Linked DNA regions of Homo sapiens: region 1 is linked to region 2. A link is an interaction called in ENCODE POLR2A ChIA-PET data of the cell type or tissue named here. Cell type or tissue: OCI-LY7. All regions are shown on one strand. Each heading gives the region's core, and the rest is flanking DNA. Links, peaks and the distances in the headings are about the cores only.

Region 1 (9,262 bases), core at 4,680-7,179, 120 kb before region 2:
CCACGCCTGGCTAAAATTTTTATATTTGAGTAGAGATGGGGTTTCACTATGTAGGTCAAGCTGGTCTCGAACTCCTGACCTCAAATGATCTGCCTGCCTCTGCCTCCCAAAGTGCTGGGATTACAGGCATGAGCCACCGTGCCCGGCCTAGAGATGGGGTTTCACCACATTGCCCAGGCTGGTCTTGAACTCCTGACCTCAAGTAATCTGCCCGCCTTGGCCTCCCAAGGTGCTGGGATTACAGGCATGAGCCACTGTGCCCAGCCAAAGTAGAAGGAGCTGAGCTTCTTGATGTGTGAACAGAAATGGGAAATTCTTTATTTTTAGGCTTTCTAGCAATTAACCTTGTTTCTGTGTGCCCTATTGTAGGTAGATTTAAAGCTAGAAGCACCAGGTGGGTGCTGCTGGAGGAGGAGCAGCCAGTGAAAGTCACAGATTACTGCCATGTTTAAGCGGATGTGGTGTTAGACATTCAGACACCAGTGTGTTGGCTGGGATTCTGAATACCTGTGTTTTTTATCAGGATTGGTGTCAGTACTAATATTTTGGTATTTAAGAAATCTGGAGTCTGAATAATTTACATTTTGAGACATATCCCTAGAAAGTTACTGCATTAAAATTTGAAATGGAACAAAGCAGCTTGTTTAGAAAGGGTTCTGACCACTTCCCTCAATTAAAAAAAAAAAAAAACACGACAAAATAACCTTTTACAGTTAGTTCTGGTGGTGCGGGGAGGGGAAAGGTTACTTAAAAGATTGAGTTTCTTTTCTGAGTTATTAGTTTGATTTTCTCCAGGGTTCCTCATAGAGCCATCGTAGAATAGAGGGGATGGTATAAGGGAAACAGGAGGCAGGGGCTGTGCCGGGGGACCCTGTAGGGAGTGGAGAGGGAGACGGGGGAGGTCCCCAGGCCTGACTCCCAGCCCTGCCCTGGAGCATCTTTCTCTCCAGGACCAGGATCCTTCTGCTCTACTCCCTTGTTTCCTTTCACGGCCAGACCCTTTCCATTTGGACCTGTCTCTCTTCTCCAGAAGAATTTGTTTTAGCCAGGACCTTCCCCCTCCATGTGCTCGCTGGAGGAACAAGCCAGGAGGACACGGAATCCTCAGTCCAGACCCCGGCCTTCCCTCAGCTAAAACACTGTGTGAGAACATACTTCACATGTAAAAGTGAATACTGGTATTGACAGTAGTAAATACAGAAATACCAGCATTGGGTTGTTTGCTTTGGTTCTCTCTCTTTCTTCCTTCACTAATGCAATGACAATGTTTGTAGATTTTTTTAAAAAAATCATGGCACTATACCTGTGAGCCCGAGCTTTTGGTTAGAAGCAGGTGGGTGGGTTAATTTGGATTGGCTTATTGATTGGATGCTACAGTTTCAAGGTACTGGGGCTTCTGTGGGTGCTTGTTAGGGATCATTGGGGTGTGGTGGGCAGCGCTGGCTAGTGCTTAGGGATGTACCTGTCTTTATGTGCCTTAGTCCCTGTGTTTGTCTCTTTCTAGTCAATCATATTTGATGAGGTGGATCTGACAGATGCCAGCGTAGCTGAATCCAGTACCAAAAACGTCAACAACAGTTTTACGGTAAGATTCCTCAGTCATGCCTTTCTTGATTCTTCACTGAAGTTGGCTTTCCTTTTTGATCTGAACATGTGTCCAAGCAGTTCAAACGTTTTCATTCTTTTCTTACTGATTGGAATGATTGCTGGTAAAATTTGAATTTAATGCTGAAAGTAATACTGTGGTTGGAGAATAACCAAGAATTTGGCATGCATAAGCACAAAAGGACAATAGGGACCAAATGAAAAATTTTTATATGTGTTTTGGTTCACGTCTGTTTTGTTTTTTTTGAGACGGAGTTTGGCTCTTGTTGCCCAGGCTGGAGTGCAATGGCGTGATCTCCAGCTCACAGCAACTTCCGCCTCCCGAGTTCAAGCGATTCTCCTGCCTCAGCCTCCCGAGTAGCTGGGATTACAGGCATGTGCCACCACACCTGGCTAATTTTGTATTTTTAGTAGAGACAGGGTTTCTCCGTGTTGGTCAGGGTGGTCTCGAACTCCCAACCTCAGGTGATCCACCCTCCTTGGCCTCCCAAAATCCTGGGATTACAGGTGTGAGCCACCACGCTTTGCTGGTTCACATCTTACTACCTCTGTACAGAGTTTTGTTTTTTGTGATTAATGTAGAAAATTTGGAAAATGCAGACAAGTATGTTAAAGCAATTAAAAAGCAGCCATAACAGCCACCTCAAAAAACATTGAATGTTAATATTTTGGTGTATTTCTTTTTTTTTTCCTTTTTTATGTTTAAACTTTCTTCCTTCCAAATTTATAAAAGTTATGTAGGACTTTCTGCAAAAGTTCTAAATGCACAGAATCATGTGATCTCACCACTTGGAAGTGGCCAGCTGCTTACTCTACAGTGTTTATCTTTATTTCTGTATATTTATGTCTTTACCTACATGTACCCATGAGATCATGCTGAACCTTTTGGTTTACACCTGTGTTTTTTTCCCCCCCCAGGACAATTTATAGTAGAGAGTTGCTCATGTCAGCTGATCTAAATGTTCATGATATTATTTAATGGCTATAGTAGCATTTTCTTGTAGGATTTTATAATTTAGGCTTTACGGGCTGACTTTAGCGCCTGCCTGTGTAAGGTTTGACTCTAATAACAGCACTAGAACTTTTAAAGCTGTTTTTCTTTATGTTATTAGGCCATCCCATGTAGACAAAAAGTGTGTACCCTAATTAAAAAAATTATTCTTTTATAATTCAGTCAAGGTGAGTAATTTTCCTCAAGTTTAGGATCTGATATTTTGGGTTAGTGCTAGTTTCAGGTGCTTTCAAGTTTTGTTTTATTTTATTTATTGATGGATTCATTGTTGATGTTGCCAATACAAATGGGATTTTCCTTTCTCTGTCTAAACCTCTGCTTATTTTGTGTTGATTAACTGCTCTTATTTTACTTGGAGTATTTGTAGTTTTCTCTATTAATTTATTTTTACCAGCTGGGAAGAGACATTTTTAACCACATAAATAGATTTTTCTTTGATTCGTGGTTTTTAGAGTCTTTAATAGGAGTAGGTGTTGAATTTCTTTGGAGTGTTCTGAGCATCAGTTGATTAATTAATGAATTTTTTTGAGATGTTGTCTCCCTTTGTCACCCAGGCTGAAGTGCGGTGGTGTGATCTCGGCTCACTGCAACCTCCGTCTCCCAGGTTCAAGGGATCCTCATGCCTCAGCCTCCCTAGTAGCTGGGATTATAGTCGTGCACCGTTATGCCCAGATAATCTTCGTAATTTTAGTAGAGATGGGGTTTCACCATATTGGCCAGGCTGGTCTCAAACTCCTGGCCTGGAGTGATCTACCCGCCTGAACCTTCCAAAGTACTGGGATTACAGGCATGAGCCACTGTGCCTGGCCCTGGGCATTAATTTAGATGTTCATTTTGGTTTCAGTTATTTGCATATTTCCTAATAAAAAAATTATTCTTGGTAATGTTGAATTTTACTCCTTTATCTTGCAATTTAGAATTTTCCCACTGGTATGTATGCATTTGTTTTGGGTGAGAATGTAGCCTTATTGCAGTTTTAAACAATTGTTTTTTCTGTTTTTAATTTTAATGGATACATAATAGTTGGACATACTGTGTTTTGATTTCAGAGTTAAACCAACCCCATAAAATTCATTTAGTAACTTTCTATGAGTTTATGTTTTCTGCAACATTTTATGTAGCTTTGGGATTGGTTGTTTCTTAAGTTCGAGAGAATTTATTTTAAATTATTTGTCAAGAAGACTTTTTAGGGAGATAAGGCTGTAATAGAAATAAATCCTAAAATATTTATTTCTTGCATTTTGATCATTTTTTGAACCTTTTCACTTTTTGAGTCCACATCTGTAATTTACTTTCCCACAAATTTCACACCTTCAAAGTTAGTAGCGTGTACTGTTGTGTAGTTTAAACACCTGTGTCTCTGGTTGAATCTCCTTTGCATTTCTAATTTTATTAGTTTAGTTTGCTTTTCTTGTCAGATTTCGTAAACTCTAGCATTTTTGTTTTCTTTGTTTTTAAAGAGAACTAGTTCTTAGATTATTGAACAATTCTCCTTTTCTGTTTCCTTTTTTATTTTTTTGAGACGGAATCTTGCTCTGTTGCCCAGGCTGGAAGGCTGGAGTGCAATGACGTGATCTTGGCTCACTGCAACCTCCACCTCCTGTGTTCAAGCGATTCTTCTGCCTCAGCCTCCTGAGTAGCTGGGATTGCAGGCACCTGCCACCACGCCCAGCTAATGTTTTTATATTTTCAGTTAGAGACGGGGTTTCGCCATGTTGGCCAGGCTGTTCTCAAACTCCTGACCTTGAGTGATCTGCCTGCCTCAGCTTCCCAAAGTGCTGGGATTACAGGTGTGAGCCACCACGCCTGGCCTGTTTCCTTTTTTTTTTTTTTTTTTTTGAGACAGGGTCTTGCTCTGTTGCCCAGGCTGCAGTATAGTGCTGTGATCTCGGCTCATGGCAACCTCTTCTTCCTGGGTTAAAGTGATTCTCCTGCTTCAGCCTCCTGAGTAGCTGGGATTACAGGTGTGTCCCACCACGCCTGGCTGATTTTTGTATTTTTAGTTAGAGATGGGTTTTCGCCATGTTGTCTAGGCTGGTCTTGACCTCCTGACCTCAAGTGATCCTCCTGCCTCAGCCTTCCAAAGTGCTGGGATTACAGGTGTAAGGCACCATGCTGGGCCCTACTTTCCTGTTTTCTAATTCAGTGTCTGTATTTATGTGTATTGGTTTTTTTTTTTTTTTTTTTAGATGGAGTCTTGCTCCGTTGCCCAGGGGGGAGTGTAGTGGTGTGGTCTCGGCTCTCTGCAGCCTCCGCCTCCTGGGTTCCAGTGATTCTCCTGCCTCAGCCTTGGGTAGCTGGGATTACAGACACATGCCACCATGCCCAGCTAATTTTTTTATTTTTAGTGGAGACAGGGTTTCACCGTGTTGGCTAGGCTGGTCTCGAACTCCTGACCTCAGTGCCCACCTTGGCCACCCAAAATGCTGGGATTACAGGTGTGAGCCACCTTGCCCGGCTGTGTATTAGTTTTTATCTGTTGTAACTTACGAAATATGTTGTTCAAGTCCTCTTATGATCTTGTTTTTTATCGCTTGAGCTTCCATAGGCTGTTAATGAGGAGTTAGAATCTCTTTCAGGCCAGTTACGTTTAACACTTTGTTCATGTATTTCTAACAGTTTTCACCTTCTCCATTTTGAAGCTTTGTTAAGCGTGTAAATATTTAAAAAGATAATACCTTCAATATTGAGTAATCATTTGTTAATAAAGATTAATAAAGTAGTAGCTTTTTTTTTCTTCTTTCCTAGACAAGGTCTTGCTCTATCACCTGGGTTGGAGTGAAGTGGCACAATTATGACTCACTGCAGCCTTAAACTCCTGGGCTCCAGTGATCCTCCTGCCTCAGCCTCCCAGTTAGCTGGGACTACAGGTGCTTGATACCATGCCTGGCTAATTTTTACATTTTTTTGTAGAAGCAAGGTCTCGCTATGTTGCTCAGGCTGGTCTCAAACTCCTGGCATCAAGTGATCCTCCTGCCTTGGCCTCCCAAAGTGCTGGGATTAAAGAAGATCTTTTTCGCAATGAGTAGTTTGTGTCATTAACTGTTCTCTCATGTATATTAGTATTTCTAAGTCTTCTTTTCTTTGTTCAGAATTTACTTGATATACATACCCCCCACCCTTTTCCATCCTAACTTTTATCTTTAGTTTTCCTTATTATTTTGAATTTAATTCCCTTTTTTTTTTTTTTTTTTTTTTTTTTTTTTTTTAGAGATAGGCTCTTGCTGTGTTGCTCAGGCTGGAATGCGGTGGTACAGTGTTAGCTCACTGCAGCCTCAAACTCCTGGTCTCAAGAGATCTTCCTGCCTCACCCTCCCCAGTAGCTGGAACCACAGGCATTGTCACCACACCCAGCTAATTTTTTATTTTTTGTAGAGATGGGGTCTAACTATGTTGCCTTGGCTGGTCTCTAACTTCTGGCCCCAAGTGATCTGTCTTGGTGTCCTAAAGTGTTGGTATTACAGGCATGAGCCGATGTGCCTTGCCTAGATTTAATTCTTGTAAACAGTATGTTGTTAGAATCTGTCTTATTTTAGTCAGAAACCCTTTGCCTTGTAAATATTGTGCTTCAGCCATTTTCTGCTGTCAGGATTCTTGCATATCTGATGCCTGTGTTTTGTGGCTGAATGTATTGTGCTTTCTTGTTTGTTTGTTTGTTTATTTATTTATTTTTGAGACAAGGTCTTGCTCTGTCACCCAGGCTGGAGTACAGTGGTGCAGTCATGGCTCACTGCAGCTTCGACCTCCTAGGCTCAAGTAATCTTCCCACTTCAGCCTTCTGGGTAGCTGGGACTCCAGGCACATGTGACCATACCCAGATAATTTTTGTTTTTTTGTAGAGAAGGAGTTTCACCATGTCACCTAGGCTATTCTTGAACTTTGGGGTGCAAGTAGTCCACCCACCTTGGCCTTCTGAAGTGCTGAGGTTACAGGCATGAGCCACCACACCCAGCCATGCTTTCTTATTTTAATGGTCTCTTGGTACCTCTCTTCTACTTCCCTTCTGTGTTGTCTCTTAAACATTTATAGTTCACAGATTTTCTTTTTCCTTTCTTTTCTTTTCTTTTTTCTCCTCCCCTCCCCTCCTCTCCTTTCCCCTCCCCTCCCCGCTTCTCTCTTTTTCTATCTTCCTTTCTTTCCTTTTTCCTTTTTTTTTTTTAATTTAAATTTAAGAGACAGGTCTTACTCTGTCGCCCGGGCTGGAGTGCAGTGGCATGATCACCATTTACCGCAGCCTTGAAATATCAGGCTCAAGCGATCCACCGGCCTCAGCCTCCCAAAATGTTCAGATTACAGGCATGAGCCACCATGCCTGGCCAAGTTCACAAATTTTATTATGCTAGACCTGTTTGTAGCCAGCCCATATGGTGACATCCTTTTTTTGGTCAAGCTTTGTGTATTACTGAGGGTTTAGTCACAGAGAACATGCTACTCAATGCTTTGTTTCACTAGCTCTTATTCGATTCATACCAAACCATGAAAATGAAAAAGGACTGAAGAACATGGAAGAAAAATAATGCAAAATGGTCTGTTTTCCAGAAAGGAATCAAATACGATATTTTATTAGTGAGCTCCGAGAACATAGTATTTCCCAATGTTGGTGTTGCAGGGGGTTGTCGAGAGCAGGCTCGATGCTGTTGCTGTCTTTGAAGGCATTTCTGCTCGGAGACTCAGAGTTGCCTTCTCTCTTGTGCAATGCGGGTTTGCTAACTGGTTGGTCTGGGATAGAGCAAGCCTGATTTCTTCCTCACTCCAGTTTGGGCTTTCCAGCTTTGAAAAACTGTTTTTTCCTTCTTTTCTCTTACACTTGAAAAAACGAATTCTGGTTCATGTGCTTTGTCTTGTTCTTTGGGAATTTGGCTCGTTTATTTAGTCATTGTTTTGGCAAGCATTTTTTTTGGGGTCTACCGTGGGCCACACACCATGCTGAGTGCGGTGGGTAGAAATGGAGAGGAGCCACTCTGCATCAAGCTTATATTCTCGTGGGAGATCAGATAAGCACATACATAGAACCTTAGTTACAGGCTGAGACAAGCTCCGATGGAAGAGCAGTACATGGTGCCTGATATGTGGAAGACCCCACCTGGCCTTGGGGAGGGGCTGGGCAGTCTTCTCAGAGGAAGTGAGGTCTCATAGCTGAGACATGAAGAATGATAGTGGTAAATCCACTGAGGGAAGCATGAGCCTGAGAGGGTATGTGTGTCTGTGTGTTGGTGTGTGTCTGTGTGTTTCTTTGTGTGTGTCTGTGTGTTTCTTGTGCAAATAGGCACCTCGGGGATGGGGCAGGTGGAGGGACCAGCAGTGCGAAGACCTTGGGATGGGGACACCACGTGGAGTGTGCAAAGTGGTGGAAGGGCCAGGGTGGCTGATGGAGGCCAGAGCAAGAGGACACCAGAGGGGACCAGCGTGGCTGGGGGGGGCCAGAGCGAGAGGACACCAGAGGGGACCAGGGTGGCTGGGGGGGGCAGAGCGAGAGGACTCCAGAGGGGACCAGGGTGGCTGGGGGGGGGGGCGCCAGAGTGAGAGGACTCCAGAGGGGACCAGGGTGGCTGGCAGAGGCCAGAGTGAGAGGACACCAGAGGGGAGCAGGGTGGCTGGCAGAGGCCAGAGTGAGAGGACACCAGAGGGGACCAGGGTGGCTGCGGGGGGGGCCAGAGTGAGAGGACTCCAGAGGGGACCAGGGTGGCTGGGGGGGGGGGGGTGCCAGAGTGAGAGGACTCCAGAGGGGACCAGGGTGGCTGGCAGAGGCCAGAGTGAGAGGACTCCAGAGGGGACCAGGGTGGCTGGGGGGGGGGCCAGAGCGAGAGGACACCAGAGGGGACCAGGGTGGCTGAGGGGGGCAGCAGAGTGAGAGGACTCCAGAGGGGACCAGGGTGGCTGGCAGAGGCCAGAGTGAGAGGACTCCAGAGGGGACCAGGGTGGCTGGCAGAGGCCAGAGTGAGAGGACACCAGAGGGGAGCAGGGTGGCTGGCGGGGGGCCAGAGCGAGGCGAGAGGACACCAGAGGGGACCAGGGTGGCTGGGGGGGGGGGGCAGAGTGAGAGGACACCAGAGGGGACCAGAGTGGCTGGCAGAGGCCAGAGTGAGAGGACTCCAGAGGGGACCAGGGCAGAGCTTGGGACTTACTCCTCAGGACTTGGGCTGCTGTTGAATAGTTTTATTTGGTGAAATTCTCAGATTTGCAGGTGTCAGAAAGTTCTACTCTGGCTGTAGGGTGGAGGGTGAACTGGAAGGGGAGGGAGGTTTGTAGGATTGTTAGGAGAGAGTGGAGTGGAGAGTGCGGAGGTGTCTAGGGGGCAGTGGGCAGGCTAGTGATCAGGTCAGAAGGGGGTGGAGTAGATGAAGGTGTCAGGGCTTCTGCTGAGTACAGCAGCAGGCTGGTTAAGTGAGCTCAGGAGTCCAGAAGAGGGGCTGTGGGGTGGTGGGGGAGGCTTCTTTATCTTCCATGTCTGTCACATTCTTTAGCCTTATTTTATTTAATTTGTTGGTTTTTTTCCTAGTTCTAGTTATCAAAGTTTTTATATTGTTTGTTACTACATTTACTTGCAACCTCCCCTCCCAGCTCCCACCCCCCACCCCCGATTTTGGCATACTTTGTATTTATCCTGGCTTATTCTTGTTTGAAAGGTAAAATTTTTTTTTTTTT
Region 2 (9,262 bases), core at 2,610-5,109:
TGTTACAATTTAAGCAATAATTATGCCTACCCAGAAGTATAAATTGCTTCATCATCAATGTTTTTTACTCCTAATAAATGTCTCCCACATACACTACTTCTTTTTCTTTCTTTTTTTTTTTTTTTTTTTTTTTTTTTGAGATGGAGTTTTGCTCTTGTTGCCCAGGCTGGAGTGCAGTGGAGCGATCTTGGCTCACTGCAACCTCTGCTTCCCAAGTTCAAGCGATTCTCCTACCTCAGCCTCCCATGTAGCTGGGATTCCAGGTGCATGCCACTACGCCTGGCTAATTTTTTGTATTTTTAGTAGAGGCAGGGTTTCACCATGTTGGCCAGGCTGGTGTTGAACTCCTGACTTCAGGTGATCCACCCGCCTCAGCCTCCCAAAGGGTTGGGATTACAGATGTGAGCCACCGCGCCCGGCCAACATACACTATTTCTTCTACTATGATCTCCATCTCTGTCTCGATCACTCCCAAAAGGAATTTGTAATTACTACACACAGTTAGCATTAGTATGTTTTTTCTGAGTCACTTGGTTATGATTTTATTTTCTGCCAAGGGTTTCAAATATTACAATTCTCAAGACTCCAAAGGAAAAATACAAATCTGATCTCTTATTCAGTTCCTCATAGCCCTGCTTTTCCTTTCTAACTCAACCTCACTTGTCATGTTTTCCCTCCTATCAGCTTGTCATGCACTACTATTTGCTACGGTTCAGGGGAAAGCAAGTTAAGGGGGAAGTGGTTGGGAAAGTAATGAAGTGAATTTGGGAACCATGGGCAACCTGATTTGAGTCCAGATTACCCTGCTACAGGGTATTCACAATAAGAATATCCTTATGATTTCTGCACTGTAATAAGCTGATTAGCTGGGTATGGCTTCTGGCAAAGGTCAAACCTGATGGTGTTTTATACTGAAAATGGACACTGTTAAAGACAAGGGGAAAGGGAGGCTGCTCTGAGACTATTAGTGCAGAGAGTAATTAAGTCTAAAATTAATAAACTGTGTTTCATTCAACCTAAAATGCTACTGAGTGTTAGACTTACTATTTTCTGTACCAGTGCCAGCTATAACTGCAGAACGTCCCTGACTGTAAGATGCAACCTAATCTCACAGATGTAAAAATGTGAGAAAAAGAAGGTGTATCTTAGAACTTAGGAAATATAGTGGTTGAAAGTGGTGGCCACTCAGCATCAAAGATTCCTTTTAACCACAAAATCTTCACAGAAAAAGAAACATAAATATGCTTTGGCATAATATTTTATATTTAAACATCTAGAACTATAAGGATATATTCCTAAAATAAAATGTATGATTTAAGAAAAAACTTTTAGAGAAAAACAATATTACTGGAGTAGCTAAGGTACTAGTTATAATTCTGGTTATGGAAGGGTTGATTTTGTTTTGAAACAGGTGACCTTATTTTACCTGAGACGAACTTGGTGCTTTTCCAAGACACAGTCCCAATGAACTTCCCATCTTCAATTCTGCTTCCTTCAAAGTATAGCTGTCCGGCACTTAAAAAAATTTTGATAATATGATGAAGGTTATTAATTCCTAGCTCTCTAAGAAAAATAAATGCTGAAATCAGTATTTCTTTGAAAATCAAGAATATCAAGAAAGAAGAAAAATGAGTTGCACTTCAGACAAAAGGATTACATGCACTAAGATTAGGTTTGATTTTCAATTTCCATACTCTTAAGATATTGTCTTCCTGTTTTCTATGTAACAATGCTAAATGGAAGCTATGAAAGTCTAGTTTCCTACTTAATAAAAATGACTTGTTCAAAGAGCTGTTGTTTATATAGATTAAAAGCCAGATAATCCAAATCAATCCATAAATGAAGAAGTAGCTTCTTCCAAGTTTAAAGTTGAGATTGTTATTACCATCAATAATTAGGCTCATCCATGACTAAATTAAATCTAATGGTAAGAGGTGATACAGAGATGAGAACTGAAGATTTTATTTCATAATTGGTATCGCAATAAAATTCACAAAAAAATGGAAAAATTTTGAAAATAAAGCTGGAAAAAATATAACTAGATCAAACCCGTGAGTAAAATGAGAATCGGATAATCAGAAAGAATGGTGTTTCATTTAGAAAACAGAAGTGTTTGTTTCTGGTTAAGGATTTCTGCAATATAAAGGTAAGATACCTGGAAGAAAATATGTCCTATAAATCAGTTTCCAAAAGGTAATTTTTAAATATTAGGTATTGGAGGCCACTATTTATCAAGAAAGACAGACGAGTATAAGCCACCTTTTGAAAGTTATCAAAAAGATTTACCTGGACAAAGAAGCTTCCCATTTCTATCAATAGGTCTCAAACAGCTGTTGTCAGCTATATATAAAAGGAATATTATTTTTCTTAGAGAGCTAGGAATTAATAACCTTCATCCTATTATCAAAATAAAAGGAAGCTGGTTACAGCATCAAACACAGAAAACAAAAGAGAGATGCTCTATTGTGTTAATTAGCAGAAAACTACAGAAAGCTAAAAACAAAAACAAACCAAAAACCCCCCAACAACCAAAGAAAAAACCCCCAAAATAAGTACAGGCAGTCTTTGTTTTGTGCAGTAGTGCAAGACTAAAAGTACCTGGTCAAACTGTGCAAAACAATATTAATAATCAATGGAAAAATTACAATCGTTCCATGACACTTAAAAATTTTTGTTGAAACATTTAAAACCCTCTTCGTTATTAATATTATACATGTATTGGGAAAGGAAAAAACAGTAAAACCAATATTTATACTATAATTTAAAATACTAGAATCTTTGAGAATTAAAATGTTTTCTGTCTTTGTAAATTACATATAAAGAGTCGTTTAAGCAGGGCTTGGTTTCTTCTCATTGCATAGCTTATAATATAGAGTGACATTTTTCCTGTCCTGTGGCAAACTGTCATACTCCTTTCTAAGTTTGGATCAGCTTCCAATATCTAGAGTCTCTTGAGTGACTGCAGGGTCAACATTCCCAGAGGTAGCTGCTGCTTCTATAACTCCATATACTTTTGTTTCTTTGTGTACTTTCTTCTCTGTTGGTCAATTCCCTCTTTTGATTATGTATTCTTGTAAAATGTCATGGTGGGTTTAGCACTACAACACAACTACATGCTTTGCTGTCTGTGTAATGAAGTGTACATGCAGTGACAAACCACCAGACTTGAAAGAAATGAAGTCAATGGTTACTGCTTGTGGTGCACATGTGTTATTTATGTGATGAATTGTGCCCTGAAGAGCTGGCAGTCAAGTGTGTACTTTATTCAGTTACAGTTAATATACCATATACCATGGTTGCTGAAATTTTAACCATCTTGCTGGGGGATTGATGTTATATAACTAAATGGTAGTAATGAAATTCGTGCATGTCAGAGCAGTACAAGCAGACTGCCTATATTTAAAATATGTTGGGTGATTTTATGCTTATTAAATCGGCCAGCATGTGCTATGTTTGAGGATACAGATTCTTGCTTTGGAAGAATATATTTCCTCAAGATCCCCTGGTGCTTGGAAGGGGCATACCAAGTTTTCAGTTCAAACAGAATTCTTAAAAAGTAGGACATAAATTGGAGGGGTGGGGGAAGGTTGAGTGTTCTGTATAGACAACAATAGTCTGAGCCTTAGAAGTTCTAACTTTATTAGACCACAGCAGAATCCCTTTCTGAGATTCCTGAGTTCAATATCTTGTATTACAGTAATATGAGGCTAGCATACAATTCTCACATAAATCTCTTGTCGACGGAAACAATTTACTTAAAGAGTTCCCCAACTTAAAAAGTGCTTTTAAAATACTGTCTCTTTAAAATCTGTTGGTTTTCACTGAACAGGTACTTACTGTGTATTGGCTACGTGCCAGGCACTGTGCTAGAAACTGGAAATACAGTGGTAAGCAAAGCAGTGTAAACTCAGTCCTCACAGAACCTTGTCTAATGGGGGAGGTGGATATTAAAAACACAAATAAAAGGGCAGCTACAGTGATAAATGCTATGAAGGAAAAGTACAGGGTGTTAGGAGAGTACATCAGCAAGATTAACTGGGACTGTGTGGTCAGGGATGAAAGGAGAAGGAACATCTCATATAAGACCAAATAAACAGCTGAAGTTAAAAGCAAAGGGAAGAGACTTGAAAGAGAGACTGAGCACTAAGAAGTCTTGGGGGTTAAAGAGAGCTTGTGCACTGAGAAACGCAGAAAAGTCAGCATGGGAAGTGAGTTGTGAGTACGCAGAAAAGCAGATCACAAGGTTACAGTTAAGCAGGGGTCAAATTATTCAGGTTCTTGTAGGCTAGGTTAAGGAATTAACCTAAGTGCAATGGAAAGCACTAAAGGGCTTTGTGCGGAGGAGTGACAGGATCTAATTCACACGTATTGACGATGATCAAATGGTTTGGAGAGGGGCAAGAGTGGAAGAAGGGAGACAAGTTTCATGGGATGACAGCAAACTATGCATTTAATAAACCAATGACTTTTAATGGACTTTACTGAGTTATAATTTTCTTATAATAAAATACATCTGGTTTAAATGTACAGTTAATAGTTTGATAAGTACCTAAACATCTGGTAACCACCAGCAAACTGAGGTATAGTTTGCATCATCCCCCCTAAAACTCCCTGTCAATTTGCAGCCAATCCCTCTTCCTCCCTCCCAATCCTGATCTGCCTTCTGTAACTACAGCTTAGATTTTATTTGTCTAAAGTGTCCTATGTATGGAACCACACAATGTGTACTCTTTTGCATCTACTTTCTTTCTCTTGGCATAATGACTTTGAGATGCATTCATGTGTTGTATGTGGTGGAACTAGCAGTGCCTTGCTCTTCAGTGACGAACAGTATCCATTGCTTAAATACACCATCATTTGTTCATCCATTCGCCTGCTCATGGGCTTTAGGATTGCTTCCAGTTTGGGGTTAGGAACATTTATGTCTTTATAAGGATATATGTTTTAACTCTTATTCAGTAAATACCTAGACGTAGAATTGGTAAGTGGATGTTTAAATTTATAAGAAATAAGCTAACTTTTCCAAAGTGGCTTACCCATTTTACCTTCCCATCAGCAATATATGGGAGTTCCAGTTGCTCCACATCCTTGCTAACACTTGGTTGACTTAACATTTTAAGTTTTATTTACTCCACTGGGTGCACAGTAGGGTGTCATTTGGTTTTAATTTGATTGCTAATGATTCTGAGCATTTTTTCCTGTACTTACTGGTCATTCATAGGTACGTCTTCTTTTGTAAAGTGTCTGTTCAAGATTCTAAACCTGGGTTAGGTTACAAGGGTTTTTTTTTTTCTTTAATATTCTGAATGTAAGTTGATTGTCAAATATGTGTTTCATAAATATTTTCTCCCAGTTTGTGGCTTGCCTTTTCAAATGCTTTTTGAAGAGTAGAAGTTTAAAATTTTAATGTAAATTAATTAGGCTTTTCTTCCATGGTTTGTGCTTTTTGAGTCCTATCTTTAATACAAAAACCTTTCCTTATGATAAAGTAACAAAGATTTCCTCATATGTTTTCTCCCAGAAATTTTGTAGTTTTAGGTTTTAACTTTTAGTTGTATGATCCATTTAATTTTTGCATCAGGCGAAGTAAAGCTTGAGGTTCATTTCTGCACATACAAATATCTAAATGGCCCAGCACTATTTGTTGAAAAAATGCTATCTCTCTGCATGAAAATACCTTGGCACCTTTGTTGAAAGTCAATGACTACGCACCTATTTCTAGATTCTCTGAGTTCCACTGTAAATATTTTAGGCTTCACGGGCCACATGTGATCTCTGTTGCACATGCTTCTTGTTTAAACAGCCCTTTACTAGTGCGAAAACCATTCTTTGCCCACTGGCTGAAAAAAAACAGGTTGTAGGCCATAGTTTGCTGACCTCCTCTCTATATGTCTACCTGTATGCCAATATACACTGTCTAGAGTAAGCCTTGAAATCAGATAGTGTAACTCTTCCAACTTTGTTCTCTTGTTTTCAAAAGTGTTATGGCCACTTTAAATTATTTGTATTTCCATGAAAATTGTAGAGTCAGCTTGTCAATTTCTTTAAAAAATGTTAAGATTCTGTGTAAGAATATATTAAATCTACACATCAAATGGGGAAGAATTATCCTCTTAAGAATACTGTATCATCTGGCCAGGTGCAGTGGCTCACACCTGTAATCCCAGCACTTTGGAAGGCCTAGGCGGGCGGATCACGAGGTCAGCAGATCAAGACCATCCTGGCTAACACGGTGAAACCCTGTCTCCACTAAAAATTAGCCGGGCCTGGTGGCGGGCACCTGTAGTCCCAGCTACTCGAGAGGCTGAGGCAGGAGAATGGCGTGAACCCGGGAAGCAAAGGTTGCAGTGGGCCAAGATCGCACCACTGCACTCTAGCCTGGGTGACAGAGCGAGACTCCATCTCAAAAAAAAAAAAAAAGAAAAATTAGCTGGACGTGGTGGCAGGTGCCTGTAACCCAGATATTCGGGAGGCTGAGGCAAGAGAATCGCTTGAACCCAGGAGACAGAGGTTGTAGTGAGCCAAGATTGCTGCCCTGTACTCCAGCCTTGGGGACAGAGCAAGACTCCGTCTCGAATTGAAAAAAAAAAAAAAAGAATATTGTGTTGTCTGATTTGTGAATGTTGTATATTGCTTTATTTATTCAGGTCTTCTTAAATATCTCACAGCAGTATTTTCTAGTTTTTAGTGTACAGGTCTTGCACATATTTTGTTCATTTATGTCTAAGTATCCCATAATATTTTATGCTATTATAAATGTTTTCTTAATTTTGATGTCGATTTTGTTGTTGTTGTTGCTGGTAGGTAAAAAGGCAATGAATTTCTGTATATGATTTTGAGTTCTTGCTAAATTTACATGCATTAAGATACTAATTCACATTCAGTAGAATGGCCATGTTGGTGTGGATATGGTGATTAGGGAACACTTCAACACTGCTGGTGGGAACATAAACTAGTACAGCCACTATGGAAAACAGTGTGGAGATTCCTTAAAGAACTAAAAGTAGAACTACCATTTGATCCAGCAATCCCACTACTGGGTATCTACCCAGAAGAAAAGAAGTCATTATACAAAAAAGATACTTGCACATGCATGGTTTTTTGTTTTTTTTTTTTTTTTGAGACGGAGTCTCGCTCTGTCACCCAGGCTGGAGAGCAGTGGCGCGATCTCGGCTCACTACAAGCTCTGCCTCCCGGGTTCACGCCATTCTCCAGCCTCAGCCTCCCCAGTAGCTGGAACTACAGGCGCACACCACCACGCCTGGCTAATTTTTGTTGTATTTTTCAGTAGAGACAGGGTTTCACCATGTTAGCCAGGATGGTCTTGATCTCCTGACCTTGTGGTCTCCCCGCCTCGGCCTCCCAAAGTGCTGGGATTACAGGCGTGAGCCACTGTGCCCGGCCTGCACATGCATGTTTATAGCAGCACAGTTTGCAATTGCAAAATCATGGAACCAACCCAAATGCCCATCAATCAATGAGTGGATAAAGAAACTGTGGTGTGTGTGTGTGTGTGTGTGTGTGTGTGTGTGTGTGTGTGTGTATGATGGAATACCACTCAGCCATAAAAAGGAATGAATTAATGGCATTTGCCGTGACCTAGATGAGATTGGAAACTATTATTATAAGTGAAGTAACTCAGGAATGGAAAACCAAACACCGTATGTTCTCACTGATACGTGGGAGCTAAGCTATGAGGACACAAAGGCACAAGAATGATATAGTGGACTTTGGGGACTTGGGGGGAAGGGTGGGAGGGGGATGAGGGATAAAAGACTACAAATAGGGTGTAGTGTATACTGCTCGTGTGATAGGTGCACCAAAATCTCACAAAGCACCACTAAAGAATTTACTCATGTAACCAAACACCACCTGTACCCCAATAACCTATGGAAAAAATAACAATAAAAAATGTGCTCAAAATATGTTTTTTTTTTTAAAAGTCAAAACCAAACCAGTAACAGATTCTAAAAAAAAAAAAAAAAAAAAAAAAAAAAAAGATGGCTGGGCTCAGTGTCTCATGCCTGTAATCCCAGCACTTTGGGAGGCCGAGGTGGGCAGATTACCTGAGGTCAGGAGTTTGAGACCAGCCTGGCCAACATGGTGAAACCCTGTCTCTACTAAAAACACAAAAATTAGCTGGGCGTGGTGGCACACGCCTGTAATCCCAGCTACTTGGGAGGCTGAGGCAGAAAAATTGCTTGAGCCTGGGAGACGGAGGTTGCAGTGAGCGGAGATCGTGTCACTGCACTCCAGCCTGGCTGACAGAGTGAGACTCTGTCTCAAAAAAAAAAAAAAAAAAAAGATAATCACAATTAATCACAGATTGACAAGGACATGTAGAAACTGCAACCCTGACACACTGCTAGTGGGAGTATAAATGGTTCAGTCACTTTGGATAATAGTGCGAGAGTTTCTTATAAAGTTAAACATAAATTTGCAAATGACCCAGCAATTCCAATCCGGTACATGTACCCAAGAGAAATGAAAACATATCTCCTCACCAAGACTTATGTGTAAAAGTTCATAGTGGCATTATTCATAAAAGCACAAAAGTAGAGACAATCCAAATGTCTATCAATTCATGTTTGTCCAGGATAAACAAAATGTGATACTATCCATATAATGGAATACTAGACTAGTCAGCAATGCAAAGGAACAAGCTATTGATACGTACTAAATCATGGACTAACCTCAAAAATGATATGCTATGTGAAAGAAGCCAGACACAAAAGACTATATGTTTTATGATTCCAATTACATTAAACATTAAGAAAATAAAGTCTATAGAGACAGAAAGCAGATTAGTGGTTGCCAGGGGCTTGGAATACAGATGGGTACAGGGATATTTTTGGAGTAATGGAAGTATTCTAAAACTGGATTGTGGTGATGGTTATAGAACTCTACACATTTACTGATGATTACTGAATTAAACACTTAAACTGAGTGAATTTTATGGTATGTAGATTATATCTTAATAAGGCTGTCACAGAAAGCCTAATGGTAAGTGAATAGTGAGTTTGCAGAATATACATTCAGTATAGTACAACATGAATACATGGACTAGATACACACCCACATCAGATATACTCATTGTATCTGGGGAAGGAGAGAAAGAATAGGTCTGAGGAGGAGAACACAGGGGACTTTAACTTCATTTATAATGTTTCAAACAAAAACAAACATATGACAAAATGTTAATATTTGTCCATTTTGGGTGGTAGGTATGTGAGTTCTCCCTAAACTGTTTTTTGTATTCTCC

Evidence for each region. Peaks named below come from ENCODE experiments on the same cell type or tissue, not always from the same donor. Only the 100,000 strongest peaks of a DNase experiment are listed, where the experiment ranks them.
Region 1: POLR2A ChIA-PET joins it to region 2 with 10 read pairs; 3 of 35 experiments call an interaction of 5 or more read pairs at or near these places.

What each region holds. Positions count from the first base shown.
Region 1 is chr2:233,388,899-233,398,160 of GRCh38, forward strand. DGKD (diacylglycerol kinase delta) reads left to right here. Exons shown (of 30, transcript NM_152879.3): 3 at 1,505-1,585. Among named protein-coding and RNA genes, the nearest start is that of DGKD, 39 kb to the left of the region's middle. In OCI-LY7, for the core only: no CTCF peak of the experiment used is centred there; no DNase peak of the experiment used is centred there.
Region 2 is chr2:233,510,283-233,519,544 of GRCh38, forward strand. USP40 (ubiquitin specific peptidase 40) reads right to left here. Exons shown (of 32, transcript NM_001365479.2): 19 at 2,287-2,340; 20 at 1,427-1,515. Among named protein-coding and RNA genes, the nearest start is that of USP40, 52 kb to the right of the region's middle. In OCI-LY7, for the core only: no CTCF peak of the experiment used is centred there; DNase peaks (open chromatin) are centred at 3,169, 3,549, 3,859, 4,179 and 1 weaker place; H3K4me3 peaks cover 2,045 bases; H3K27ac peaks cover 2,272 bases.